3 separate regions of the Homo sapiens genome follow, and all the other regions are linked to region 3. A link is a loop called in an ENCODE intact Hi-C map of the cell type or tissue named here. Cell type or tissue: Caco-2. All regions are shown on one strand. Links, peaks and the distances in the headings refer to the core of each region. The heading gives the core; the rest is flanking DNA. Region 1 has its middle 100 kb from the start of STRA8. Region 2 overlaps LOC107984123 (a long non-coding RNA gene). Region 3 overlaps LOC124901750 (a long non-coding RNA gene).

The links. Hi-C counts contacts between places; a loop is a spot of excess contacts. Peaks named below come from ENCODE experiments on the same cell type or tissue, not always from the same donor. Only the 100,000 strongest peaks of a DNase experiment are listed, where the experiment ranks them.
Region 1: it touches region 3 in a loop (5-fold over the local background); 4 of 110 quality-filtered maps call a loop at or near these places.
Region 2: it touches region 3 in a loop (3-fold over the local background); 15 of 110 quality-filtered maps call a loop at or near these places.

Annotation. Positions count from the first base shown.
Region 1 is chr7:135,330,919-135,340,971 of GRCh38, forward strand. No RefSeq gene overlaps it. Among named protein-coding and RNA genes, the nearest start is that of STRA8, 100 kb to the left of the region's middle. RefSeq lists enhancers at 7,701-8,202, 8,203-8,702. In Caco-2, for the core only: a CTCF peak has its summit at 4,921 (motif pointing left); a DNase peak (open chromatin) is centred at 4,913.
Region 2 is chr7:135,269,689-135,279,741 of GRCh38, forward strand. LOC107984123 (a long non-coding RNA gene) reads right to left here. Exons shown (of 6, transcript XR_007060540.1): 4 at 331-426. It also overlaps the pseudogene SLC23A4P. Among named protein-coding and RNA genes, the nearest start is that of STRA8, 41 kb to the left of the region's middle. RefSeq lists an enhancer at 4,858-4,907. In Caco-2, for the core only: a CTCF peak has its summit at 4,979 (motif pointing right); a DNase peak (open chromatin) is centred at 4,963.
Region 3 is chr7:134,685,426-134,695,478 of GRCh38, forward strand. All of the region lies in intron 1 of LOC124901750 (a long non-coding RNA gene), which reads right to left. Among named protein-coding and RNA genes, the nearest start is that of BPGM, 44 kb to the left of the region's middle. In Caco-2, for the core only: CTCF peaks have their summits at 1,626 (motif pointing right) and 4,761; no DNase peak of the experiment used is centred there.

The DNA.
Region 1 (10,053 bases), core at 1,288-9,287, 650 kb after region 3:
AGACAGAGTTGACTGCAGCTAAGGGATGTGGGAGCCCAGGGCTGAGGAGCACCTGGCTCCTGCATGACTGATATGGTTTGGGTGTGTCCCCACCCAAATCTTATCTTGAATTTTAACTGCCACAATTCTCATCTGTGGTAGGAGGAACCCGTTGGAAGGTGATTGAATTATGTGGGTGGGTCTTTCCTGTGCTGTTCTTGTGATAGTGAATGAGTCTCACGAGATCTGATGGTTTTAAAAAGGGGAGTTTCCCTGCACAAGCTCTCTTCTCTTTGCCTGCTGCCATCCACGTAAGATGTGACTTGCTCCTCCTTGAATTCTGCCATGATTGTGAGGCCTCACCAGCCACATGGAACTGTAAGTCCATTAAACCTCTTTTTCTTTCCCAGTCTTGGGTTTGTCTTTATTAGCAGCGTGAAAATGAACTAATACAATATCCTTCCACTGTAACGTGCAGCACTGGCTCCTCTACGTGAATCAACTGCAGCTGGGAGGTGTGGGGCCCAGGGCCAGAGACTTCTAAGATCTGACGTGTGGAATTCCTACAATTGGCTTTATAAGAAGAGAATGGTGCTTTTGGCTTCAGGCCTTTTTTTTCCCCCTCAATTCTTCTTGATAGGAGTTTGACCTAAATATATCTTGCTCACAGTTCCATCTTCATCTTCTCTTTCATCACTTCTAAGGGAACTGAGTAGCACTGGCTTGGGCTATGAATTGAAGAGCAGGCCGCTGCTTCTCCTGGGAAGCACACAAGGTGGTTCTCATAGTGGTTTCTGCCCCACTCTGACCAAGACCCACCTGTCCTCAGTCCTCTGCTGAAGGCCAGCCTGGCAAGATGTTCAGAGGCTAACAGGTCCTATTGATGTCAACATCCCTTCCCACATTTTGCCTCCACCGTCTTGCAGAGAAATTTTCTGAGAAGTAGAAATCTAGACTATGAAAGGAGGAAGGAACTATGGAAGAAAGTAAAGCCCAGAGAAGGAGGGAAACTACTTGGTCAGTCTCCTTGTCTCAGTTAATCCAACATCCAACAAACCACCCAAGCCACAGCCTGAGCATCAGCCTTGTAAACTGGTCCACCATATGCAACTGTTCCCAAGTTCCACCAAATTCACTTTGTAGATATTTCTCATGTGTGTTCCATTCTCTCTGATGGTAGCAAATATATTAACCTCATCTAAGCCCCTTCATTACTTCTTATTCAATTCTATACTGGCTTCCTTATGTGTCACATCACAGCCTATTTTCTTCCACTAATTGATTTTATGCACAGAAGTCTGGGTAAACTCTTAAAACATAAATCTGGTCATGTCCTTCCCTTTTAAAACTCTTGGCTGGGCATGTAGCACTTTGTAATCCCAACACTTTGGAGGGCCAAGACGAGAGGATTGCTTGAGGCCAAGGGTTTGAGACCAGCCTGGGCAACATAGCGAGACCCCATCTCTACAAAAATAATTACAAAAACTAGCTGGGCATGGTGGCACACACTTGTATTAGCTACTCAGGAGGCTGAGGTGGGAGGACTGCTTGAGCCCATGAGTTGAAGGCTGCAGTGAGACATGATTGCACCACTGCACTCCAGCCTGGGTGACAAAACCAGTCCCTGTCTCTAAAAACATAATTGTAGTAGGCCAAGCACAGTGGCTCATGCCTGTAATCCTGCACTTTGGGAGGCCGAGGCAGGCAGATCACCTGAGGTCAAGAGTTTGAGACCAGCCTGGCCAGCGTGGTGAAAGCCTGTCTCTACTAAAAATACAAAAAATTAGCCAGGCATGGTGGCACGTGCCTGTAATCCCAGCTACCCAGGAGGCCGAGGCAGGAGAATCACTGGAACCCAGGAAGCGTAGGCTGCAGTGAGCCGAGATCATGCCACTGTGCTCCAGCCTGGGCAACAGAGTGAGACCCCATGTCAAAAAAAAAAAAAAAAAAGATTGTAGTAGTCTGTTTTCATGCTGCTGATAAAGACATACCCAAGACTGAGTAATTTATAAGGAATAAGAGGTTTAATGGACTCAGTTCCACATGGCTGGGGAGGCCTCACAATCATGGCGAAAGGTGAAAGGCACGTCTTACATGGCAGCAGGCAAGAGAGAAAATGAGAGCCATGTGAAAGGGGAAACCCCTTATAAAACCATCAGATCTCATGAGACTTCTTCACTACCACGAGAACAGTATGGGGGAAACCACCCCCATGATTCAATGATCTCCCACCAGGTCTGTCCCAAAACACATGGGAACTATGGCAACTACAATTCAAGATGAGAGTTGCATGGGGACACAGCCAAACCATATCAATAATAAATAAATAAAAACAAAGGAAAAATTAAAAACAAAAAAACTCTTCCTGGCTCCCCCATGCCCTGAGGATAAAGTAAATCTAATCCTTAGCACATCCTATGATGTCTTTCATGACCTGATTTGGCTCTGCCAAGCCTCACTGCTCACCACTCCCCTCCCACACAGCACCTCATACACAAGTAGGTACACAGCCAGTAACAACTGGATTGGCTCAGATTATCCAAGTTGACTCAGCATGTATCAGTCACTGAGTAGTGTCTCTGCTCTCTTGGGCCAGTTCTTTGTCCATAAAGAGGTAGGCCTCAGGGCCCTCCTTCCACTGTCCCAGGCTCTGACTATAAAACAACAGGGGATCTCTGAAAGCACAGGCTGTGCTCCGGTCCTCTGTGCCTGCGCTCAGGATGGACAATGTGAGGCTGGCCACTCAGTGGGTAGACCCCCAAAGCAGGAGCTGCTGCTCTCATTGCCCCAGAGGAAGTCACAGGATGGGCTTTTCTTTAAAACTCTAGAAATCTGATTTCCATTTCAGAGGGTGAAACAGTTGCTCAGAAAGGGGCACGGCTTTACCAAGGCCCTTCTTCATCTCCTTTGCTAATTTTAAAATGTACCTGAGATTTTGTTTTTGTTCGGTTATGGTGAGGCTGGCAGATCAGGACATGACAGCCACTGAAAAGATAGTTTATTACAGTTCGTAAGAGGAGGAGGCACACCATGCCATGCAGAGCCACACAGAGAGGCACCAAAGTCATCAGAAGGCAGAAGGACTGGGGAGAAAGTGTAGGCAAAAACCTTGATTGTGATTTTCATGGGGAAGTATGGGTGACCCATGCTAAACAGCTGAGCAGGCTTAGGATTGGCTGGTTTGAATAATTCTGGCAGGCTCTAAGGTACAGGGCTGTCTCTAGTTGTCTTCCACCTGGCCCTAGGGTGTTTATGGCATGAAGACAGTGGCTCAGCCTGATAAAGGAGGTGGTTGAGAGTATGGGCTCTGGATTGGTTAGTTTGCAAATGACAGGCAGTCTTGAAGGGAAGTTATTTGCTACCTCTAAAAACACTCTAAGAATTGCTCTAGAAAGGCAGGCTGTCTCCAGTCAGAGAACCCCAAATCCCAGATCATTAAACATACGAAAAATAAGAAAAGATAGATAATACAATGCTAGATGGGTAGACTTTGGGTTTCTCACCAGTACACTGCTCACCGCAGCAGTCACCCAGTGGCCTTACCTTTGCCACCATCCCCTTTGTTTTTGTTTCTGTTGTTGGGTTTTTCTTTTTTTTTTGTTTTGAGACAGTGTCTCACTCTGTCACCCAGGCTAGAGTGCAGTGGTGCAAACCTGGCTCACTGCAGCCTCAACCTCCTGGGCTCAGGTGATACTCCTGCATTGGCCTCCTGAGTAGCTGAGACCACAGGTGTGCCACCACCATGCCCAGCTAATTTTTAAATTTTTTTGTTGAGATGAGGCCTCTTTTTCTTACCCAGGCTGGTCTTGAATGCCTGGGCTCAAGTGATCCTTCCACCTCAGGCTCCCAAAATGCTGGGATTACAGGCATGAGCCACTGCACCTGGCCCATCCCCTTTGTAATGGCCTCAACAGTCCCTTTCTCCATAAAATGGTCCGTGGAAAAGGGCAAAGGAAGACTTCTGGGAGAGAGAATGGAGAGCGTTAAATAAAACCCTCCCATTCATTCTTCCTGAACAATCTCTGCCACTTGACAGGAAAAATAAACTGACCTTGGAGCTGAGAAGGAAGGGAGAGGGTGCCAAAGATCTCAGAGGGAAGTAGGTGCAAAGTAGCTTAGCGCTGAGGAAAGCTGCTGCAACTTGAACCACCTGCTTCTTGAGGTTCCTTTGGGGGCCAACAGGCAGCACAGCACTGGCCTGTTGCCAGGAGGAGAGTGTTGCTATTCAGAGTCCTGGAGGGTGAGCCCACACCACACCAACACATGGTGAGGTTCTCCCTGGAGGCAGGAGCCATGACAAAAGCTGCCCCTTCACTTTCTCAATCCGTCTTTGTCCCAGTAACCCCTGAGCCCTCCAAGGATGGCTTCTACAGAGCAGTGAGCACCTCTCTCTCATCCTCCCAGCTGGCTCCATCTTCTTCTCCCTGTGCTTCCTCCAGGAGCAGGTGCCACGGGGCAGCTTTGCAGCTGCTCGTTCTGTGTACATGCCCTGGCCTCATGGAAAGCCCCAAGGGCCAGGCACACTGAGCACGCACTGGCCTGTTCTGAGCCTGAGTGGACGGGCCCACAGGGAGGCAGGGGCACCAAGCCCCCCATACCCCTCCACCTTCTCAGGAGTGCTCATGCCACCGCCCCGCTCAGATGTTTGCAGGAGATGACATGGACATGATAGGAAGTCCTGGCTGCAGCAAACAGCTGCACGTTGTTCCATCAGAGAGCTTTCCCCAACCCTAATATTACCACTGGGGTCAAATGGGGCCACTGTGTGGTAAGTAGCATGTGAGAACTAAAACCCATAACTGGGCCCCAAGCCAGCATTCTCTAAGTTGATCCAGGTAATTCCTTCCCCATCCCTTGTTGGAGGAGGGGGAGGGGCGGTCTTTGATTCATCACCTTGCAGCTTGCCAGAGCCTCAGGTGACAGAAAACAAGGGCAGCAGTGACACCCAGTGGAGAAACGTACACCAGCTCCCTTCCACCTAGAGACGGGCACGGGCCTGCCCCCTGCTTCACCAGAATTCCCCACAGACCCCACCTTCCAGGGCTCGGCTTGGGTCTTGTCCATGGTGCTGACATCCTAGGATGGGAGAAATGGCGAGCCAGACTGGATGTCGATGGCAGGGCCTGACTTTGCACGTCTGCTGTCTCAGGGGCTTTAAGGCCACAGCTCACGCAGCCACCAACCACAGGTGACATCCCAAGCCTCTAATGGTGTTTCCCTGAGGCAAGCCTCAAGTCCTGGCCTTTATCAAATTGTCGATTTCTCTTCTCTCCTACAAAAAGAAGGCAAGGAGATAAAAGATAGTATTCCCAACCTACAAAGCCTTTGCAACTAATAACAGAAACCTAACAGAGAATATTAGCTGTGGGGTTTTGTTCGAACATGCCTAGGAAACGGGCATCCCTTCCTTCACTGCATTCTTTCTTCCTTCCAGCCACCCACCCATTCACCACTCAACACATTCTGGAGCACTTACTACCACTTGGTATGATTTGAGCATCGTGCTGGGTGATGGGTATATCACAGCAAGCAAAAGCAGACCCACAGGTCTCTGCCTTCATGAAACTAATTGTCTGGTAGAAGAGATAGGCATTAATCAAATAATACTACAGATCAATCCGTAATTCCAGATGTGATAAGTGCTATGAAGAACAGGCAAATGGTACTGTGAGACTATTATAAGAAGATTTTTTTACCTAGTCAAGGAAGCCAGAAAGAGCTTCCCTGAGAAAATAATGACTGTGCTTTGGTATAGGTAGATGAGTTGAGAGGGTTTGAGGCAGAGGAAGCAGCTTGTGCAAAGGCACAAAAACACTCAAGGAACTAAAAGAAGCCTGGAGTGCAGGGAGTGAGGAGGAGTGGGCTGCAAATTGAGGCTGGAGGAGTGGGCAGGGGCCAGACATGCAAGGCCTTGTTGGCCATGTTAAGAGTTTTGTCTTTTATCTAAAGAGCAATGGAAAGTCATGGATATGCTTTAAATAGGGAGGTGACATGAGCAGGTTTATGTTCCAAAAAGATTGCTCTGGCTGCTGTGTAGAGAACAGACTAGAAAGGGGAAGAATGAATGCAGAAAGGCCAGGGAGGAGGCTAGGGGTCTAGATGATAAAAGGTGGTGGCTCAGACCAAAGTGATGGTGAAGGTGAAGATGGGCAAAACTGAATGGGAAGAAATGTTTAGAAGGTAAAGTCAACAGAACTTGGTGATGAATTGGCCATGGGGTGGAATAAGGGAGAAGGAAGTATTAGAGATGGCATGGGGTTTTGGGGCTTTTTGATGTGATGGAAGGTGGGGATTTGTATTGGGTTAGAGAAAACTGGAAGAGGCCCAGGCTTGGAGTGGATGAACATACATGCAGTTGTTGAGTTCAAGGAGAATTGAGACATCCAAGTGAGAATGTCAAGGAGGCATATGTACATACAAAGGGTCTCCCAGGAGAGAGATGGAGATGTCAACACTGAGAGTCAACTCTGCATACATGGTCACTGACATCATAGGCGTGGATGAGAAGGCCCAGAGAAAGAGGACAGCATGAGGAGTGGACAGGAGGCCACTTGCCTGACAATAACATCTTAAGAATAGCCTCAAGGTACCTGCCTCAAGGGCACACAGGTCAGTCCAGGAACAGCAGCTGGAAGAAGGGGAGAACCACATTGTTAGGGTTCCCGGGCTAAGGTTCCAGTCACTGTGGTCCCACCTGATTCAAGAACTGTTGAGTGAGATCCTTGAGCAGAGAGAGGAAGCCGGGACCAGGCGGAAGGGCACTAAGCAGTGGGAAAGGGGCCCTTGGGGGCCAGGACCAGCCTTCCTTCCATGCCTCCCTTCGGCAGCACAGCCCCTGGCTGGGCTCCCTCCAGACAGGACCACTGGAACCACATAAGCCAGACCAATGCATCAAGACTGGCAGGGCCGATATGTGTCATGTTGGGCCTTGATCTGACCCTGGGGGGAATAGACACAGGAAAGGTGTGTAAACTAAAAATAAAATCCTAAGCCCCCCAACTGGCTGAACGGATCCCCTCTTGGCCAAGGGGTGCCCGGAGAATCTTGAAAAACTAAATTCCTGGCTATCATGGAACTGAGATCAGACACAACTATTACACCTGCCTCCTTTTTGCAGTTTAGACACAATGACTGAGCAGCATTAATGCTACAACAGAGGTCATAAGCCTGACGGAACAGACTGTTTGTGGCAATAAGATACCAAATTATCAACAGGACCTAGGACCATGCCAGAGAAGAGTTAAGTCATGCACCCCCCACACTTAAAGAATAAACTATGTCCAACTGCCACAAGGGTCTTCCTTTTCTCCAGCCACTAAACAAGCAGTGGCCTCAAGATAAGCAATATTGAAACAATTACAACACTTGCAGCTCACAGGCATGGACTAACCTCCTGTTCTACCAGCCATAACCACAGCTTTCATTGGACAAGAGGCTGATTGCAGTAACTCTCCTGAATAAGAAGGCCACTGACCATGGACTGGTTCTGGCCGGTTTACAGAGGCTGCACACTTGAGTGCCTTTGTGTCTCTGCTCAACTTTTGACGTGTAGGGCCTAACTGTAGTGCATTTAAATGTTAAGTCTCCACCCCAAGGTGAACATGGGTCGCATGTTACATGCATGTTTAATCCAGTGCGTCAGGACCACTTTCATGAGTATTCATAGTTCCTTCTGTAACCTGTTGAATACATATGTTTAGCCAACCCATTCCGCATAAAGCCCTGCCCCAGCTCCTCCTCCTCCTAAGGGCCTGTCTCTGGCCTTGGCTGGGGGCTACACTTCCCAGCCTGCGGGATAGGCACTTTGCGGGCTGTAACCCTTTACAAAAAATAAAGTCTCCTTTTCTAAGTGTACAGATCTTGTGATTTTTTTAAGTAAACGGGTGGGGGCTGGGCAACCTCTTCATTCCTCTCCCCACATCTGCCAGCTGGTGGTGAAGAAGGGGTCCCTTCACATGCTGAAGTTCACTCTCAGAGGCTCGGGGGCCCCGAAGCACAGGCTGTGCTGGTGGGAAGCCCACGCAGCCAACGTGGCTCTCAAAGTTTCCCTTCCAGGACCAGGCCTGCCCTCTCTGCCCCCCAGCTACCACCCAGGGAGGCAGCCCCAGCCAAGAGGAAGAGCCTGGCACCTAGAGGTACTTAGGACCCATGGAGAAGGATGTGCAGGGGTCCTGGAGCCACCTCTCTGCCCCCACAGTGCCATTTATTTCTTCACCCTCACTGGCCGATAGCCAGGCTTTCAGCCTGACTCCCAGGGACCCAGAAGCATGAGCAGGTGCGGTGGCAGTATGGGTCGTGCAGAAACTGAGCCCCCAGTTTTGAATGGTGGCTTCAGACCAGAAGCGCACTGAACTGAGAGTGCCGGATGTGGCCCAGACACTGGGTTCAGGACCAGTTTCTTCCAGCCACATTCTTGCCAGCACCCTCCAGGTCTCCATGAAGAGTCTCCCTTCCAGGTGCCAGGGCTCTAATGCACTCCCAGCCTCCCCTGCAGGGTGGGCTTTGCTCCCTGGAGCATCTCCCTGCCTCCCCACTCAGGCCCTGCCTGGGTTTCCTCAATGGCTCCCCTCTCCAGCCAACCTCATGGTGCAGGGGGAGGGTGAACACATCTGGGCCTTGAGCACGTGTCACCAGAAGCAGGTACCACCTACCCCTCTCTTCCTCCCATTTTATGCCCAGGAACTGGTTACCTGGACTTTGCTTGCCTTGAACACACTAAGACAATGCAGACCTCACTCCAATGGCCGGTCAAGGCCTTCAGTTAGATGGTCAGACAGCTTCCTGTTGATGGTGATTGGGAGCAGGAGGAGTGTGGCTGGAAAATGGCTCCGGCAGGGAGCAGGACTCTGCCCTTGTTGGCACTTGTCATCTATACATTGGCGGGAGCAGGAAGAAAGCAGTGGAGGGGCTTGTCACAAGATAAAGTGCCCATCCCCTCAGCCACAGAACACTAGGAGAAGAGACCCAAGCTCTCCTAGGAGTCAGAAGGAGCATCCGTGTCCATGTGAGCCAGGACAACCCCATCCAGCCCAGCCACAGCTCTAACCTGTTCACATCCAGGCTCCCTCTCATTTCCTCCCTTATTCTCTCCTTTTTTGCAGCAGTCTGGGGTAGCCTCCTCACGCCAATGGGCAGGCCAGGGTCACCCCCAAAAGTGCCTGCACCAGGGGCCCTATCAGTAGCTTCGACATGCATCCACCTGCTCCAGAAGCCAAGGATCTGCTTCTGCCGCATTAGCCTCCCCAGACAGCTGCCTGCCACCCACAGAGCTTCCTTGGCACAGCTGGAATCCCTGGAGCTGGGGCAAGATGCCCACATGCCTGGGCTCCTGCTATGGGCCTGTGAGTACAGCAGGGGTGACTTAGGGCACACTGCCCTCCGCAGGAGGCATCCCCTTCAAATTCTGTGGCAAGAGAGAGAAACTGTCACTCATGGCCATCTGTTCTGTCTTCTCCTTCCCGCAAGGCGCCCAATCCCTGCCTTTTCTTGTTTGAGCTGGAAAGTACAAGCCACCTGACTGGGATTCTGACCGCAAGCTCAGCCCCTGTAATGGCCTTCACTCCATTGTCAGAAAAGTCTTCCTAAGTCACGGTATCTGTTTCCTAATGGAGCTGGACTTAAGAGAACCTCATAAGAAGGCTGAGTTCACTGCAAGGGTTAATGAGGAAATCTTTAGAAAGGGGCCAGGCTGCCTGCCATGGAACAGGAGCAATCAGGACTCCTCTGAAGACCCCCACCCATGCTGTTTGCAGGCCTGAGGCACAGATCCAAATGAAGGCTTACGTACTACACACTGTGTGTCTATGGATTGAAAAGTTACAAGGCCAGCTAACTGTGAAATGAATATGCTCCATCGCCCAACCTTGATGAATATACCTTCAAAACCACCTGGTAGCTGACTTGCATTTGGAATGCAGACTCCTTGAATTCTGTGCTCAAATGGGGTGGCACAGGGAGAACAGACCTCAGCTTACAGCCCACCCCCTGCTCCATCCCACACAACAGTCCTTGGGTGTGTGCAAATGGACATCCCTGTCCTAACATCTGAGCTCTTCCATGTTCCCCCTCCCCAGC
Region 2 (10,053 bases), core at 1,439-9,438, 580 kb after region 3:
ACCACAGAGGACTGCTGGCTATGTGTTCAGCTTTCCTTCTGCTTGGGTAGACAACACTGGGCCACAGTTCCCTGAGCTGGATGAGGCTGGAGCGGCAGGGATGTAGAGGAGGGGCAGAAGGAGTGGGGGTGCCCCTTACTGCTCCCGAACACCAGCCTGGTGGAGTGGGCCCAGAGGGGGAGGGGATGGAGAGGCCAGCAGGACCCTCTGCCTCTTTAGAGAAGAAGAGAGCCGGTCTTGTCACCTTAGAGCCAGTGGCCCCATGTTTACCCCTGCCCTACCTCAGGCCTGCCCTACCCTGCCCTACCTCAGGAGCGAGGTGAGTCCTACCGGGGATGGTGTTGTCTAGAAGAAAACCCAGAAATCCACTGATGAACATGCCCATGGTCAGCAGCATCTGAACAACCTGGGCCGGCTGGAGAACCCCTGGAGTGGAGACAAAAGCGACACATCCATGGGGACCGGGGGCTGCGCTGGCTCTGCCCCTGGAGCAGAGACAGTCAAGAGGGCAGGGAACAGTCACCTGTCTGGAGCATCTCGGGGTTTTTGCTCACCCGGTTGGGAATGGTGAGCCCACAGTAGATGGAGAAGCCAAAGGCGAAGAGGCTCCTGGACAAGTTCATCTCCACGTACTGCGGGAGACAGGACCTAGAGGCAGGCGGGGCCATCAGCACCTTCACTGCTGGTTTGCAGAGGTCTGGATGCTTCTGGCTGTTTCTTTGCTCCATTTAGGGGCCAGTGTGGTATCTGGGACCCAGGACTGACTTCTCCTCCTCCCCTGCCCCAGCCCCATCCATCTCAGTCCCATCCATCTCAGTCCCACCAGCTCCTCTCAGGAGAGGCACTGCTGCTGCCTTCCCAAGAGCACCTCGCTCGCCTCACCTGCAGATTGGAGATCCCCACGGCAGTGATGACCCCAAACAGGGTCATGCCTCCGATCACGGGGGTGGGGACATGCCTCCGATCACGGGGTGGGGATGGTGGCAAACGCAGCCCTGATCTTCCCAAATGCGCCCATCAGGAGCAGCACACGGCCCGCGGTGACAATCACTGCCCTACTCCCCACCTGCAGCAGCCAGGGACAGAGAGTGAGGAGCACCAGCCAGGCCAGGCGCCCCCGGAGGCCTCTGCCCACTGCAGGAGCAGCACCACCTCATCCCATACCACTCCCTCTGCTCCCAAACGGGGCTTGGGAAAGGATGAAGGTGTACGCTGGGCACACGGCCTGTGCCCTCACCTCATCACTTCTGTCTTCTCTCATGTCTTCAGGTCCTGGCTCTGATGCTTCCCTCCCAGGAAGCCTGGACAGCAAGGCCAGGGAAAGCTCACCAAGGAAGAGCGGCCCAGCGCTTCAGAATGGAGGTTTGAAAGCCAATCCCAGCTCCGCCTCTAACTAGCTCTGTGACTTTGGGTGCGTTACCTAATCTCTCCGAATGTCAGCCTCCACGTGAGCCACAGGGGATTGATAACACCTACTTCACAAGGCTAAGTCCTGTCACGTAGGTGAAGTGCTTACAATAGTAAGCACTGAGCATAGTCGGTGCTCAATAAAGGGCAGAGGTTTTTTGCAAGGGATAGAGGTGTAAAGTTCTCGTGTATGATGCTACGTCTCTGCGGGCGGCCCGTGCTGTTATCCACTCAGATCATGTGTTTCTATTTCCCCACCAGATCTATTCCCCAAAGACAGGAATCTCGCTCATTTTGCCTCCTGTAGCCGCACCTTGACCACAACACTCCTGTGGCCATACGCACCTGATATGCACATGTTTAATATATCATAGAGGGCCAGAGCAGGACGGAAACCTGGAGGGTGCCTTGTTCAAACCTCTCATTTTACAGAAGAGAAAATCAAAGCCCAAAGAGAGGGAGCAAGGGGCCCAAGGCCACAGGGTAGTCACGCTTGCATAACACCAGGTCTCCTGTGTCCAGCCTGGCAATTAGTACCCTGAGGTTTTTTTTTTTTTTTCTTTTCTTTTCTTTTCCAGAGATAGAGTCTTGATCTGTCACCCAGGCTGGAGTGCAGTGGTACCATCTTGGCTCACTGCAACCTCCACCACCCAGGTTCAAGGGATACTCATGCCTTAGCCTCCCGAGCACCTGGGATGACAGTCACGTGCCACCATGCCCGGCTAATTTTTGTATTTTTAGTAGAGATGGGGTTTCACCATGTTGGCCAGGCTGGTCTCGAACTCCTGGTCGCACGTGATCAGCCCACCTCAGCCTCCCAAAGTGCTGCGATTACAGGCATGAGCCACTGCACCCAGCCCCCCGGGTTTTGTAAACAGCATTATGAGTTCACAGACAGGGTGCTTGATTTACACCATATCTATTCCATATCCATGTTGCCTGTGACTTTGTCAATGGAGGTACTATTATCTTCGGAAGAGACAGATACCAAACAGCCAGGCTAATAAAGAAGGAAGACAATTTCTGATAGCAATCAGTCTTCCATAATGAAGTCACAGGGCAGGGGGTGGCTGGGATGGGAGGCTCTTTGGAGGGCAATCAGAAAAGGCCTGCCCAGGAGGTGAGAGTTTGGCTGAGACCCAAAGGAAGAGAAGGAGTCACGGACATGAAGATTTGGTAGAAGAGAATTCTAGAGAGGAAACAGCAAATGCAGACTCTGTGGTGGGAGGAGCTTGGGTGGTTTGAGAGCAAAAGGAAAATCATCGTGCCTGGGGCCCAGTGACACAGGGAGAGGGGGAGGAGATGGGATGTCCTGCAGGGCCTTGGGGGCCATGGAAAAGAGTCAGAATAAAATCCAAAGGGAAGGCATAAGCAAAACATGGCATACTCCTACCATGGAATATTATTCGGCCTAGAAAAAGGAGGGAAATTCTAGTACACATTACAGCATGGATGAACCTTGAAGACATTACGCTGAGTGAAATGAGCCAGTCATAAAAAGACAAATCCTGTAAGGTTCTACTCATATGAGGTACCCATAGTAGTTAAATTCACCAAAAGGAGAATGGTGGTTGCTAGAAGCCAGAGGAGGGAGAAATGGGAACTTGTTGTTTAATGGGGACAGAGTTCTAATTTTTCAAGATGAAAAGAGTTTACAAGATATATGGTGATGATGGTTGCATAATAATATACATGTACTTAACACTTCCCAACTGTACACTCAGACATGGTTAAGATGGTAAATTTTATGTTATGTGTATTAAAAATAAAAAATCCAAAGATGAGAGAAACCCTTGGTAGAGGAGTTTTAAGCAAGTTAGTGACATAATGAGATTTGCATTTCTAAAGCTCCCTCTGTAAAATGTTTCATTATTATTATTATTGTTTACTTATTTATTTTGAGACGGAGTCCCACTCTGTTGCCCAGGCTGGAGTGCAGTGGCTCTAAAATTTTAAGTCTTAAAAAAAGACTCCTGACTTTAAGACACTTGGTATCATTCTCCAAAGTTAGGGCTATTTGTAAATGTTCTTGTTTGAATATCTTATCATGACTCTATTGTCAATGGATTTTTTTTTTTTTTTTGAGGCAAGATCGCACTCTGTCATCCAGACTGGAGTGCAGAGACATGATCATGGCTCACTGCAGCCTCTACCTCCAGTGCTCAAGTGATCCTCCTGCCTAAGCCTCCTGAGTAGCTGGGACTATAGGCATGTACCACCATGCCTGGCTAATTAAAAACAAAAATTGTAGAGATAAGGTCCCATGCTGGTCTTGAACTCCTGGGCTCAGCCTCAAGCAATCCTCCTGCCCCAGCCTCCCAAAGTGCTGGGATTACAGGTGTAAGCCACAGTGCCAGGCCACAGTAGATGATTTAGATAGTTCTTGAATCTGTTTCTCATCCATTTGTGTCTACTCCCAGCATTTAAAACAGTGGTCCCCAACCTTTTTGGCACCAGGGACAGGTTTCATGGAAGACAATTTTTCCACAGACTGGTTGGGGTGGGGGATGGTTTCAGGATGAAACTGTTCCACCTCAGATCATCAGGCATTAGATTCTCATAAGGAGCAGGTAACCTAGATCCCTTGCATGTGCAGTTCACAAAAGGGTTCACGCTCCTGTGAGAATCAAATGCTGCCGCTGATCTGACAGGAGGTGGAGCTCAGGAGGTCATGCTGGCTTACCCACCACTCACCTTCTGCTGTGCAGCCCAGTTTCTAACAGGCCACAGACCAGTACTGCTCTGCAGCCTAGGCGTTGGGGACCCCTGCAAAGACATTCTAATACAGTTTCAACTTTGTGAGATGGAAAAGTTCTGGAGATCTGTTGTACAACAATGTGAACATACTTGACAGTACTGAGCTGTACACTTTAACACGGTTATGATGGTAAGTTTTATATTATATGTCTTTTATGGCAATTAAATTAAAAAAAAAAACTCTAAGCCGGGCAAGGTGACTCACTCCTATAATCCCAGCACTTTGGGAGGCCAAGGCAGACGGATTGCCTGAGCTCAGGAGTTCGAGACCAGCCTGGCCAACATGGTGAAACCCCATCTCTACTAAAAATACAAAAATTAGCTAGGTGTGGTGGCACACGCCTGTATTCCCAGCTACTTGGAGGCTGAGGCAGGAGAATCGCTTCAACCCAAGAGGCAGAGATTGCAGTGAGCCAAGATAGCGCCACCGTACTCCCACCTGGGTGGCAAAAGTGAGACTCCATCTCAGATTAAAAGAAAAAAAAAATTCTTACCACATCAAAAGAACATTTTGTTTTGTTTTGTTTACAATCCTAACAATTAACTATGGGAACAATTTGTGAGGATCAACCAACGCCCTTTGGATCTGCGGATGGTCTCATAAAGATTGCAGTCACCCGCCAATTCCACTTCTCATGCAGCCCTGGGCCTCTTCTGGCCTCAGAACTGACTTTTGGGCAGGGAGCTGTGGTACCCTAGAGAAGTGGCAGGAGATCTCTGGTCTTGGGCCTGACGTCCCCCTACTCACGTGGAGAACCAAATGGCCAGAGCTCATCCTTGCGAAGACGCAACACGAAGCAATACCTTAAAAGGCCACGAGGGGGAGGTGTGATTCCATAAATGAAGTGGTCTTTGCACTGGTGCCTCTTTCAGGGTTAATCTAAGCCTTCTAATTGATTCGTAGCCTGCTGTGTCTATGTATCTTTCTTTCTTTCCTCTCCTTTAAGGGCCTTATTTTAGAGATAATACATCAAATAAATGTTTGTTCTGTATATTGAATATAGTTTTATGTTCTGCATGAAATGCACTCCCTTTAGCAGGAAAAAAAATATTTGCTGCTTTATACTTATTTGTTCCTCTCCAGCTATGTTTCAGCGTGGTTCAGTGGTCCTCCTGTGGAAAACGTTCCCCTCGCCTGCGCTAAAGGCTTTGAAACCTTGGACAAGTATCAAAGAGTCCATGATGTCACAGAATGTAGAATCTGCTTTTGGGGTAGATGCTGGCTCAGCTATTTGCTCACATATCAACTATAGCTGTGTGCCAGAGGCATGCAGGAGGACAGAGGTGGGCAGATCTGATAATAGAAAGACACGATGCTACCAAGCTGCATGTCAGAACCACTGATGGAGCTATGAGAAAATGCAAGGGGGGCACGGTGGCTCACACCTGTAATCCCAGCTCTTTGGGAGGCCGAGGTGGGTGGATCACCTGAGGTCAGGAGTTTGAGACCAGCCTGGACAACATGGTGAAACCCCATCTCTACTAAAAATACAAAAATCTTTCAGGCGTGGTGGTGGACACCTGTAATCCCAGCTACTCAGGAGGCTGAGGCAGGAGAATCACTTGAATCTGGGAGGCGGAAGTTGCAGTGAGCCAGGATCGTGCCACTGCACTCTAGCCTGGGGAACAGAGGGAAACTCCATCTCAAAAATAATAATAATAATGAAAGAAAAAAGAAAATGCAAGGTGGAGTGTGGGCAGCAGGGAGGGTCTGTATTGTTCCAAAGCTCACAGGACTTGTGCTGGGAACTGCAGAGGTCCACTGAGATACGTGGAAAGCAATGTGATTAGACACCATCATTTCCATGTCACCTTAGAAAGCTCCATCCTGAAGAATTCCTGCTGACCTTATGGAGCTTTCCTGTGAAAAAATGGAGAGCCATGAAGAGATTTTAAGCAGAGACTAATCTCATCAGAATTAGGTTCTAGAAAGATCCTTGGGTAGCCAGGTGGTAGAATGACATGGGCAAGATTCTGGAAAGAAAGAATGTAAGAGGTCACTGCACGTCCAAGTGCAATGATGAAGCCATGGGCCCGGAAATGGAGAAAAGAGGACAGGAAGCAAGTGGGGGTGTTGAGAAAATAGAACCCCCCAGTGAGGGTGCAGAACAGCAAGAAGCTACAGATAATGTGGGTGACTGGGTGGGCCCAGTAAGACAAGGATCGCAGAAGTCAGGAAGGGGGCACGGGCTGAGCTTCACAGAGGCCACTGAGGGTGAGGTGCCCTTAGGACATCAGGCAGGGATGGTTGGGACACACGTGAATATTCAGGGTTGGAGCTCAGATGCAGGGCTGGGTCGGAGGTAATGAAACTCCCCACTACACTTCAGAAAGCCACCAAAGAGCTCTGCCAGGGCCAGTATTGAATTTCTGCCTGTGGAATCACCACAAGCAAAGAAGGCCAGATGTGGAAGACAAAATCATAGCCCCTTACAGAGGCCCGCGCCCTTCTCCCCAAACCTGTTGTTGGGGTGATCAGATCCAACACCAGGTCATGAGGGCGACAAAGTCTGGCGGAGTCAAAAGATTGAGAAAAGACAGTTTGAGAGAGACAAGTGGGACCAAGGGGCTATCGCAATTGTGGAAGCTGTGAAGGCCCCGAGCTCTGGGGAGCCCATGCTATTTATTGGTAATGCAACAAAGAAACAGGTGGTGAGAATGTGGAGGTTGAAAGGGCACATTGTATTAAGCCCATGATTTACAGCTGTGATGGTTTAGCATTTGCTCTGCTACTTGAGATAATGGAGAGCAGGTTCTTTTAACTCAAGATACAATTGATCCTGGGAGATCAAGGAGCCAGCAAGTCTAGACACATTCTAGAGCCACAAGCCCTGGATTCTATCCAAGCCATGAGGGATTTTATGCCCTAGGATTAGATTATGGTGCGGCAGGGCAGCCTTCCACCATTTAGCACAGAGCTTGGTGTTCCAAAGGCCACAAGGGGTTTTAGGCCCTGGACCCCGGACATGTTCCGAGACTCTTTTACATTATGTCAGACATGCAAGCCCTGCCTCAGCTTCTCCCAACACTCAGCTTTTCCCAACACCTGTGAATCTGTTTTCCTTTCTTTTCTATTTTTTTTTTTTTTTGAGATGGAGTTTTGTTCTTGTTGCCCAGGCTGGAGCGCAGTGGCGCAATCTCTCCTCGCTGAAACCTCCGCCTCATTGTGAATACAAATAGGATAATAATAATGAGCAGTCACGATGAATTATGGGTAACAACTTTGATGCTTTTTAAGGTTTGATAACATTCATGAAAGTCTTTGTAAACCACAAGAGTTTACCAATATCCAGGCCCTCCATTATTCTTTCTGGGTGACTCTCCACCAAAGAGAACGTACATGGCACTCCCTCCCCAGGGAGCACTTACATGGCAGAAATCCCCCACTGGATCCCGGCATTATTGCCTGCAGAATCCAAGAGGGGCAGGGCCACTAGGCAGTTAGTTGGAGCAACGGCCAAGGAGCAGATGAAACCCATGAGAAAGCCAGTCAGGCCTGAGAAGCCCACCAGCATCCGGACACAGGAAGTGACCATGATAGCACCCTGCAGCCGAAGGGGAGAAGTGCTCAGGACTGTGGGCCTCAGCGCGGCCCAGGCCACCGTAACAGTCCCGGAGGCTGCAGCCCCTAGGCGCGGCCCAGGCCACCGTGACAGTTCTGGATGCTGCAGCCCATGGTGAAATCTGGTGACCCCTAGGCGGTTCTTAGGCAGTGCAGGGGCAAAGCTGGACCCCAAAGGAACTGAGAGAAGGAGAACTCTGATTTCCCTCCTCCCTCCAGTCTGTATTTCCAACTGCGTGTTGGACTTTTTCGCTGAACAAAGCTTTTCAGGAAATAGGCTTCAAAATTAATTATTGATTGTAGTCACAATGATGATGATGTTGGCGACTCCCAACACTAGCACACTCGGTCGTGTATTGAACATCTTGCTGCAGCATTTTTCTGTTTTCCTAGTTTCTATTGCAGAGGTCGGGAAACTTTCTGGGTTTCTTTGTTTTGTTTGGTTTTGTTTTGTTTGTTTGTTTTGACGGAATCTCACTCTGTCACCCAGGATGAAGCGCAGTGGCACGATCTCAGCTCACTGCAACCTCCGCCTCCCGGGTTCAAGCGATTCTCCTGCCTCAGCCCCCTGAATAACTGGGATGACAGGTGCGCGCCACCATGCCCGGCTAATTTTTTTTTTTATTTTTAGTAGAGACAGGGTTTCACTATGTTGGTCAGGCTGGTCTTGAACTCCTGACCTCGTGATCTGCCCGCCTGGGCCTCCCAAAGTGCTGGGATTGCAGGCGTGAGTCACCACGCCCGGCTATGCAAACTTTTTCTGTAAAGGACCAAAAAAGTGAATATTTTCAGCTTTATGCCCATACGGGCTCTGTCACAACTTTTCCAGACAAGATGTGAAGAAATGAGTGTAGCTGTGTTCCAATAAAACTTCACTTATAGACACTGACATTTGAATTTCAGATAATTCTGATGTGTCATGAAATGTTCTTCTTTTGATTTTTTTAACCACTTAAAATGTAAAACCATGCTTGGTCGTGGGCTGTCTGCTCTAAAGGAGGTGATGGGCCAGATCTGGCTCCTGGGCTGCAATTTGCCAACTTATCTGCTGGATTAAGTTTGCTTTATTTCCCCATTTTATTTTACTGTTTGGATGTTCGACTTGTTATTTTATTCTTTTAGAAGTTGCTCACAACTTTTTAATGTGAATTGTTCACTTAACACTGCCCATGGGTAAATAAAATGTCTAGTCTCCCATCAAATAGTACAGTGACCTTAGAAAACTTGAACTTCTACCACCATTCTGCTATTGTTGTCAAATATTTGTTTATTTTTCCACTGCCATTGCTCATTATTGTTTTTATTATATTTTCCTACAATTAGTGCTTATTTGGATTTACCTAGTACTGTGAAGTAAACGTTTGTGTTCCCTCAAAATTCATATGATGGTGTTTGAAGATGGAGCCTTTGGGAAGAAACTAGGTTTAGATGAGGTCATAAAGTGATATGGTTTGGCTGTGTCCCCACCCAAATCTCATCTTGAATTATAGCTTCTATAATTCTCACATGTTGTGGGAGGGACCTAGTGGGAGAACCGAATCATGGGGGTGGTTTCCCCCATACTGTTCTCATGGTAGTAAATAAGTCTCACAAGAGCTGATGATTTTATAAGGGGTTTCCCCTTTCACTTAGCTCTCATTCTCTCTTGCCTGCTGCCATGTAAGACGTGCCGTTCACCTTCCGCCATGATTGTGAGGCTTCCCCAGCCACCTGGAACTGTTTGGTCCATTAAACTTCTTTTTCTTGATAAATTACCCAGTCTTGGGTATGTCTTTATCAGCAGCATGAAAACAGACTAATACATAAGGGAAAAGCCCCTTTGATGGGCTTAGTACCCTTATAAAGAGAAGAGATTTTTCTCTGTCTTCTCTCCTCTCTCTCTCTGCATGTACCAAGGAAAGTCTTTGTGAGGACACAGCTAGAAGGTGGCCATCTGCAAGCCAGGAAAGGAGCACCCCTCAGAAGCTGACCATGCTGGCATCCAGATCTCAGACTTCCAGCCTCCAGTACTGTGAAAAAATAAATTTCAGTTGTTCAAGCCACCCAGTCTATGGTTGGTTTTTGTTTTTGTTTTGTAAAGACAGGGTCTCACTATGTTGCCCAGGCTGGTCTCGAACTCCTGGACTCAAGCAATCTTCTGGCCTTAGCCTATGAAGTAGCTGGGACTACAGACATATACAGGCACTGCACCCAGCTATAGTATTTTGTTGTGGCAGCCCAAGCTGACTAACCCACCTATGTTTTCTACCCATATGTTCCTCTGCTCACTTATAGCTTCTTTTCCACCACTCTTTCATTCGAGATTCCATTTCCTTTTTCCTGAAGTT
Region 3 (10,053 bases), core at 991-8,990:
ATTTTTCAGCCCCATTATAATCTTACATCGTATATGCAGTCCGCTGTTGACCAAAACAGCACATGACTGAGGCACATGACTGTACAGTAAATGTCATAGCTGATGAATTGAGGAAATGATTTGTAATGTTGTATTATTCTACTATCATCTCAGCATTTCTGTAGGTTTGAAATTTTTTTAAAAAACTAGAAAAAATAAAGTGACAGAGGAAAAAATTGGTAAGTTTAACAATGTTGTGTTTAGTATAGTCATTAAAACATGTCTTATTCAGAGTGAGGTGCCTGGTTTTTTTGACTTTTTATTCTTGAAACCTCAGTCTTTGTTAAGTAAGAGAAAGATAAGAGAAAGCCTTCTTCTTTTCTTCTTTTTTTTTTCTGTCTTTTGAGACAGGGTCTTGCTTTGTCGCCCAGGCTGGAGTGCAATGGTGTGATCTTGGTTCACTGCGACCTCTGCCCCCCCAGGTTCAAGCAATTCTTGTGCCTCAGCCTCCCGAGTAGCTGGGATTACAGGTGCCCGCCACCATGCTTGGCTAATCTTTGTATTTTTATTAGAGATGGAGTTTCACCATGTTGACCAGGCTGGTCTCAAACTCCTGACCTCAAGTGATTCGCCCGCCTCAGCCTCCCAAAGTGCTGGGATTACAGGCATGAGCCACCACACCTGGCCCAAGAGAAAGACTTCTTAAGTCTGTATTATCTTGTCAAGAAACAAATTGTATACTTATTTTATTTCTATTATCTTTGAGGCTACAGCTTGCATCAGACCAGCAATGAGCTTGTGTGCTGAAACAACAAATCTGAAACACGATTATGACTGCCATCACCTTGCAGTTAACCAATAGTAATGGAATTCCTTTCTGGATCACGAGGTCAAGAGTTCAAGACTAGCCTGACCAACATGGTGAGACCCTGTCTCTACTAAAAATACAAAAATTAGCTGGGCGTGGTGGCACGTGCCTGTAATCCCAGCTACTCAGGAGGCTGAGGCAGGAGAATCACTTGAACCCGGGAGATGGAGGTTGCAGTGAGCCAAGATCACGCCACTGAACTCCTGTCTGGGCAACAGAGTGAAACTCCATCACAAAAAAAAAAAAAAAAAAAAAATTCTCGTGAACTTAACCCTAACCACACAGTATTGAAGAGGGAATGTCTGCCCAACCACACTGCTTTGTATCTGCCTGAGAGGAAAATTCTCTGGATGTCGTGTTGAACTGGATGGGGAATCAGACAGAGCTGGAGTTTGTATTAGTCAGATTAATTGCATAAAATCTACCCTTAGTGGGAAGACTCTTAGGAGTAATTGAACCTAGACCTTGACATATGTAACCTCTGAAGCAGAGGGGCAAAGGCCAACACATAGCTCTGCAACACAATTGAGGCTATGTAATCCATCCCGACACTCATTCTGTAGAATACTCATTAGAATTCTCCAGACCTAAGGCCGCTGGCCATAGGTTAGCTAGTCAGTATTTTTATCTCTGAGGATGCCTGCTAGGATCCTGGGATTGGATTGCAGGGAATGTTACTTGTAGCTGGAATTCCAGGTACTCTCCCAGGAGTCTTGGTATTTTATATCGTTTTTAAAATCTTTGTTTCTGTACGTAGACACTGGGGGTCAGTATTTATTCATAAATGCCTCTGGATATTTATGACAAAAGATTGTTTCTAAAGAGGCTTGGAATTCCTTCCTCGGTGCGACTTCTTTCCCTGATTATTAACTATAGAGTTTACCCTATGTAACCATAAAATGTAAATATAAACATCATAGATGTCCATGGATCAGAATATGGGAAAGGGGCAGGCAGTTTTCCATCTAAAATACGAATGAATACCAAGTACTCGTTTGTTTCTAGACACTTGTTTGGCAATGTTGGTCCCACCAGTGCACCCAGATGTCTAGCCAGCATCTTGACAATCACCCTTGACTTTTCTTCTTCTGATGGTTATGAAGTCCTGCTGATTCCGTCACCTCTTACCTTGCAAATTCATCCCCTCTCCATCCCCACTGTTCTGCCTTGAGTTAAGCCCTCATCTTTTCTCTTTCAACATTTCAGCAGCCTTCTAGCTGATCCCCTTGCTTCCGCTTTTACTCTCCTCTAGTCCTCTCCAGACAGTCGTCAGGGTAATTCTTCAGACCTTCAGAGGTCCAGCACCCCTCCTAGGCTCTGCCTTTGCACCCGCTGTCCCCTTGGCCTTGAACTACCCTCCATCACCCACCCCACCTTGCCCTCTTTTCATTGCCTGCCTAATATCTGCTCATCTTTCAGGGTTCGTAACAGTCTCCTGTGGAGCCCTGTGATCGACTCTTGCTGGATCTGGCTTGTTCACTTGTCTGTTCGCTTCACTGGCAGGAGAACTGAATGGATTTAAGTCTGGGTGCCAGCCAAAGTCATGCAAACTTAAACTCCAGAATTCCCTAGAATTATCCACTTGGGGGGCCAAACTGCCCACTGTTTTAGATTTGTTCTTTAAAATATTTCTCGCAGCTGGGTTTTTGTTTTCTTTTTTTCTTCCTATTTTTTTTTTTCTTTTGGAGACAGAGTTTCACACTTGTCGCCCAGACTGGAGTGCAATGGCACAATGGCACGATCTCAGGTAACGGCACCCTCCACCTCCCAGGTTCAAGTGATTCTCCTGCCTCAGCCTCCCAAGTAACTGGGGTTACAGGCACGCACCACCATGCCCAGCTAATTTTTTGTATTTTTAGTAGAGACAGGGTTTCACCATGTCGGCCAGGCTGGTCTCGAACTCCTGACCTCAGGTGATCCACCCGCCTCGGCCTCCCAAAGTGCTGGGATTACAGGTGTAAACCACTGTGCCTGGCCTAAAATATTTCTCCTGGCTGGCATTTGATCTGACCTGTCTGTTCTCTGCGGCTGTCTTCCTACCATGCCAATACATGGAAGCAGAGGTGGAAATCCTACCACTGCCGGACAGGAAGGCAGGTGAGGCTAAGTAGCCTGTCAGCACCGAGCCCTTCTCCATAGGCAGCTGCTATAATGGTACAGAAACAGGTTACTTATGGAGTTGCAACCTGTTTTTAACCTGTAATTATAGAGTTAAATATAACCATATAAACATCTTGAAAATAAGTGGGAAAGATTCCCTAATGTTCCCATCCTAAGAACTATTTTATTTCTTTCTTTCTATATGCATGTTTCACTTAGACATATTCTTGATTTATATTCATATTTTATTCTTGTCTTTATCATAAGGATTTCTCCATGTTGTATAGACTTCAAACAATTTTACTCCATGGCTGAACACTGTTGCATCATTTGGATAGAACTTAAATGTCCAACAGGAAAAAAAAATTAGGTGCTTTCAATGTTTTGCTGTAAGTAATGTCTAAATATTTAAAAACTCAACCAAGCTAATAAACTGCTATATAAAATATGTTTTGTATATTTTTTATGCCTTGAAAAATATACCTTTATAACAAAAAGTACTTTAAAATATATAAAGCCATTTTATATGACTAAAAGCCACCACGCATCATCAAGGATGGTGATGACAGTCTTCTCTGAAAAGGTTTCATATATATTGAACTTTGAATGATTTTGTGTGTGTTTGCGTAAGTGTGTGTGTGTACCTGTACATGCGCTCCAGGCTGAAGAAGTAACAAGTGCAATAGTCCTGAGACAGAAGAGAGTGTTTAGGCAACAGATAATAGGTAAGGTCAGTGTAACCTGAACAACTTGAAGAAGGTGTTTAGGCAACAGACAACAGCTAAGGTCAGTAGTGAAGGCTGAAGTGGTGTAGGATGGGATTGGGGAGGTAGGCAGAAGCCAAATTGAGCCATGGTAGGGTGAACGGAAGACAGGAAAGGTCTTCCAAGCCAAAGAGTAGCCCAGTAGCCCATGCCCTCATTGCCACTGAAGAGCTTCTGCCATCTGAGCATGTAATCTCTCCAAGACAACATTTACGTTCTTGTGTAAACATAGATCATTGTGTAGCATAATCTCTATAAGAATTGTAATTCCTATCATATTTAAAAAGAGAGTAACAAGGAGACTTCAGTGTTTCTAAATGCACCCCTTCTGAAAGCATTTAAATCTTGATTTTAAATTTTATCATTTAGCTACAATGAATAAGCTCCCCTGGGTCATTCTCTAATGGCAATTTAAGCCAGGTCTTGGATCTTGTTTAATCCTCACAATAATATTCTGAGGTGAACATTTTTATTATATTCATCTTACAGATGAGCCTCACAAAACCTGAGTAGCAAGACACAGTCGCAAAGCTAGTATATAGCTGCAGCAAGATTCAAATCCAAGTTGACCTAACTCCAAAGCCCACGCTCTTGGCCACTGTCCCATACTGTTTTTAGTTTAATTTTTTTTTTTTTTGAGACAGAGTCTCGCTCTGTCACCCAGGCTGGAGTATAGTGGCTTGATCTCAACTCACTGCAACCTCCACCTCCTGGGTTCAAGCTATTCTCCTGCCTCAGCCTCCTGAGTAGCTGGGATTACAGGCGTGTGCCACCACACCAGGCTAATTTTTTGTAATTTTAGTAGAGACGGGGTTTCACCGTGTTAGCCAGTATGGTCTCGATCTCCTGACCTCGTGATCCATCTGCCTTGGCCTCCCAAAGTGCTGGGATTACAGGCGTGAGCCCACCGCGTGCCTGGCTGAAAAAAATTTTTAATTAAAATACCCATCCAAAATTGGTCAAAGAATAAAGTGGTTCAATGAAGCTACAGTGAGCAAGTTTCATTTTCATTCTCTGAAAGAGTAACATGGTGCCACACCAGTTCAACAGGACACCGAGTGGAGCTAGAGAGCTTAGATTTTTTTTCCACACAAAATTTAAGTGTGTGCTTTTGAAAGTGGGAGAAATAGGCGTTTGCTTTCCTTCTTTTCTTAAACTGTCTGCTTTGGTATTTGGAGAATTCAGAGCTTGTATATTAAAGCCTAACTGAACTATATAAATACACACATAGGAAGAGGAGAACAAGACATTTTATTTGCAGAAAATAAAACAAAGCAAAAAATTGTGTTTTCTTTAGCATGGAGTATTAAAAGCCATAGAGCTCCAGCCTTCGAAAGCTATCAGTGCCAGGGCCTTCCATTAAAAACTGTAAAGACCAGTCTAGCTAGTCTAAACAGAAAAGGAATTTGTTAAAGGATATTGGGTGGCTCACAGACTCTTTGGGAAAGCCAAGAGAGTTAAGCTTGGAAAGCCAGTCAGCTGAGAACAAGACTCAGTGAACAGTGTGAGATGGTTCCAGCAAGGACAATGGCCCTGCCGCTGGGCACAGACACTGCCCTCCTGCTGGAACATCTGCTGCTGCTAGCCCACTTGGCAATGGTCAGAGCGATTGCAGAAGTGGCTACAAATCCCTGTCCTCCTCTGTCCATCCACGCTCCCTTACAGGGAACTTTGAATGTCCTCCCAGCTGATTCTGGGCTCAGCTGCTGGGCCGACTTCATTCCTTTTTTCTGCGTGTGAGTTCAAAGTCAATACCAGATGGATTGTGAGCACGGACAGGAATGCTTTCCTGCACTGAGAAATACCTACTTCTCCCCATTGCCAGGCCCTTGGCTCCCACAGCTGTGGCTGTGTCTGCACACACAGGGCCTTTGTGTAGTCTGAATATGCCAGTTCCCACAAACCTCCAGCTGCGATTCCCTTTTTACCAACCATTCCCATCTAAGGAGTCAAAGGACGAATCACATTGCAAGGGACAATGGGTGTACAGGCTTGCTGAGAGAGCTTGCTTCAAATCCATGAGATGAAGAGACTCATGGGCAGTACGAGGCCATGGAGGCACTGCTGTTTTGGCAAAGAATGCTGGTCGTGACCACTTCCTTCTCTTTATTCTTCCTCAGAGTTCAACACTGGCCTTGCCCAAGTACCATGCTGAGAACTGGACCTCAGGAACTCCGACACACACGCCCTTTTCAGAAATTTGTAATTTCATCATTTCTTGACCAAATGACTCCAACCACAGAAAGGCACAAATTTTCCATTGGGATTTATTCTGCCCTCCCCTTTGGTGGGTATACTTTTTCTCTTTCTTGCTTTTGAAACCCCACTCATTATGTGAAGTATAGGTTTTTCAAACTGATTTTAAAGTAAACTTGTTATTAAATATACACATCGTGTCTTTCTGTCTTCCTAACTCCACTTTATAGATTTGAGAATTGAGACACAGAACAGTCTATGGCTCAGAAAAGCTAAATTCAATTTTTATTTGGCCTACGGGCCCTAATCTGGGCTTTGAAGTCTAAAGATCTAGAATTACCCACCGTCTTCCTACCCTCAGTCTGGTCAGACTCCGATGCATAAAGCTGGGAACCTCACTCCCCAAGCACCGGCAATCCAAGACTTCCCGTTTCTGGTTGCAATTGCAGGCTAGTAAATTTGGAGCACAGGATGGAACTATTTCTAGTACAGGCAAATAATTTGTAATAATTAAGAAGTATGAAGTTAATGAAAAGCAATTAACCCCATGGCAAGTTCGGCCATAAATTTTACTCCCAAAGTGAACGCATGATGCAGGTATGAGCCTTGATTTCAGATAAAGAAAAGAATGCAGAGCTATTATTAAATACAAAGTAAAACAACATGAAAAATGCCAGAAGATATAAAGAATGCAAGTAGGAGCCTGGGGGCAGAGGGAGGGAAGAGCTAAGAGAAGGCGGGGGCGGGAGGCGGTGGGGTGGGGGGGTGCGGTGGTGGAGGATGAAGGGAAGGGGAGACTGTTCCAGGGAGCTATGCCAATCTGATGCGGTCTCCAGGCTGGCTGATGCTGAGTGGAAGGGACGACAGAGCTTCCTCCTCCCCCAAGAGACCTGAACCTGGACTTCTACAGGCACCATTGAGCCCCCTCAGCCTCCCCACCCCACCCCTCACCCACCACAGGGAGGAGTCACATGGTGTTCCCCTTTTAAAGCAAGATTTAAAGAATTACTCCTCATTTCCTGGAACACTTGAGACCACAGAGGAGTTGGCAGAGGCAGAGGAAAATCAAGATTTTTGGTAGAATAGGAAAGGGGCCAAAGAGGAGGGTGCCATCATGGCCCTTGTGTCTTTCCCTACCAGGCAGAATCCTGGCAAAAGGCGTGGAGGGGCTTATCAGGCAGGCTGTGGTTGAAAAACCAACAAAGGATGCTTCAAGTTCTACTCATAGGTCCCGATGACTAGGGAGGGATTTCTGCCTTTAAAAGATCAAAACAGGATTTGCTGTTAAGCCACCTGAGGTGCAGCTTGAATTAACACCTAATATGATCACCAGGTCTTCCCCAACCACTGAGAAAAAGCATCTTCCCTTGTTTCTGTCATGGATGTTCGAAATTCCTTTAATAAAAAGTCTTTACTGGAATCATTAGAGATAAAATTTTAACAGCACATACCACTAAGGAACAGAGAATTCTGAAGACATTTACTCACAATGGAAAAGTAGTCAGTCAATGGAGGTTCCAGTAAACTTATTGGTGGCGGATTCCTCCTTGATTTGACAGTGAGAAAAGGGCTAAAGAGGAGGAGGAACTGTCTTTTTTAAGAAAGACCTGGAAAACTAAGTTATTGACTAGTTGATGGTGCCAAGGGCTGGCCTTTTTTATCTTCAGCTGGGGTAGAGGAGAGAGAACAGTCCACCTGCAAGCTGGGTGTGAAGCTATCTTGTCGCGTTGGGCTGTTGGAGATAAATAACCTTGTGTATGCTTTTGTGGACGTTTTGGTGCTTTCTTTTGTAATGCTTTTTTTAAAAAAAAAGTGTTACTGGAGCATCCTCTAGCATCGTTATTTGAGACGTATGTGTATAATGAGACACTTGGCAGCACGAGCGAATGAAGTGGAAGGGGACTGGGCACGAGGCGCTCAAGGTTTGGATTCTACCCCAGGCTCTGCTACCAACTGGCTGAATGACCTGCAGCCCATTACTTCATCTCTGAGACTTAATTCCCCAAAGCAGTGGCTCTAAATTAAGGTTTTCTTCTTTCTAAATCACAACCCTGTCTTTGAAAGCAGAGCTGCCCTGTGGAAATGAAGGAGGGGCCCCAGGACTCTGCCATTCAGCTCCCCACATCCTCCCCCTGTGTATGTGGTGCGTCATCAGAACCCTGGGCTGATTTGAACTGCACTGGCTCAGATGATGACTAAACACCCCTCCAGGTCATCAAAGAGTAGCTGCAGTTGGAGGAGCATCACTGACCACTTTGGGAAGCTGGCAGTCCTGTTTCAGTATGTGGCACAGGTCCCGTGAGCCTTATTCCGCGCTTGGGTTGCACATGGCAGCGAGGGAGCTGATGGGCTTTAGGTTCCCCCAGGGCGTGGATAATTTCTTTCTTGGCTGCGTGAGCTGCTGAAGGCATGGAAGTTCTAGGAATTTTTATTAAGAATTCTTTGATTAAGAATAGCTTCTAATCATTACATCCTCTACTAACAATCACATAACTTCCTGACTTCCAGTTCAGGTCCTCCTTGCTAGCCTAGGCTGCCTCTTGTTCTTTTCTATCTCTGCCATCCCACTGGAGCCTGAGAATAAATATTGTTTGACACTCTATGTCACAGATGACTTAAATGGTCAGAATAAACATGTCTCCTGTATTCTCTAAGTGGAGGTATCACCCTTCCACCTCCTATTCCCATCAGATACAAGAGAGAACAAAGAGGAAACTGTGATCTTCTCCTATACCTGCTATTAAATTACTGAGTAGCCTTGGAGATACTTATGTCGAGCAACTTTTCAGTGCCCCTATGTCCCTTCTGTTGGCAAAAAGCCTTTACTGAGCACCTACTCTTGGGGAAAGCAAATTATTAAGCACTAGATGGAATAAGAAGTGACATAAAAAATGAGAAGTAATGAAACTGCTTCTTTAAGCCTCCATAAAAATTAGAGTCAGGTCCAAAGCCACACCACACACAGGAGGGAAGCCCTAGAGACTCGTAAGCCTGGGAGTGGGGTGAGAAAATTGCATTTGGGCAAAATGGTCCTGCAAAAAATATGTAGGGAATCAGAGAAGACGAAACTCAAAACAAGGCCAACCATCTGAGTGCTGTAGAATCAACACTAGGAGAGCTGAGGACCCGGTCCTGGCATTACATCTCTCCCCCAGGAGAGGCAGCACCGAGCAATGGGAAGAATTGGGCCTAGGGGCTGAGGACTGAGAGACCCCAGGGGCTGGCACAAGTTCTGCACTCAACTTCCTGACAACAGGCTCTACGATAAGGAGGAGAGCCTCGTGGTCTTTGAGCACTCCCTGGTACTTACAGTCTATAATTCCCTCCGTCATCAGCCTTTTTTAAAGAAAATAAACTTAATGTCCTCAGAAGAGTCACAAAGCCACTCGGCATCCTTCCTTTCATTCTCTGCATGCATTTTCATTTGTCCCCAGATTCTTCTGGTCATCTTCCATGTTGATGGTTAAAAGTCATCAGAGCAGTCCCTGGTGGTGCAAAGCCCTACCTAAAAACACTGTGTAATAGTAACTCACACTTGTGTGGAACTAATTCTGTCTAAGCCCTGCTTGAGCACTTTATACATATTTGTGTATAAAGTAGGTACTAATATGATCCCATTTTACAGGTGAGAAAACTGAGGCACAGAGCCGTTAAGTAAGTTGCTCAAGGTCACACAGGGACAAGTGGCAAAGTTGGGCTTCAAAGCTGGGCAGTTTGTTCTGGAGCCCATGTGTTAAGCCACCATGTTTCACCACCTCTCCGTAATATGACAAATCATAATGGCAAAACCTCAATAACATGTATGGAAATTTCTTGGACATTCTGAACACAGAGAGTTTTGAGCCCTTAGGAAAGAGCCAACGCAACAAGGAAGTGGGTGGTGGAGTGTCTTAGAGTGTGCTAAGGGGCCTTAGAGGATGTCACAGCTATTGTGTACATGCACTGCTGCCACTGTCTATTTCTCTCTAAAAATTAGCAGCTACAAAGAAACATGATCATTTTCAACTTAAAAAAAAAAAGGCCCGCAGCTATAGGAATCTGGAAATAATCCCCTAACTCAAGGGACTGATTCATTGGTTTCAAAGGGATTGACCTTAAAGCTGGTATGTGAGTCGACTGAGGCCACTGGCAGGGATGCTAACCATT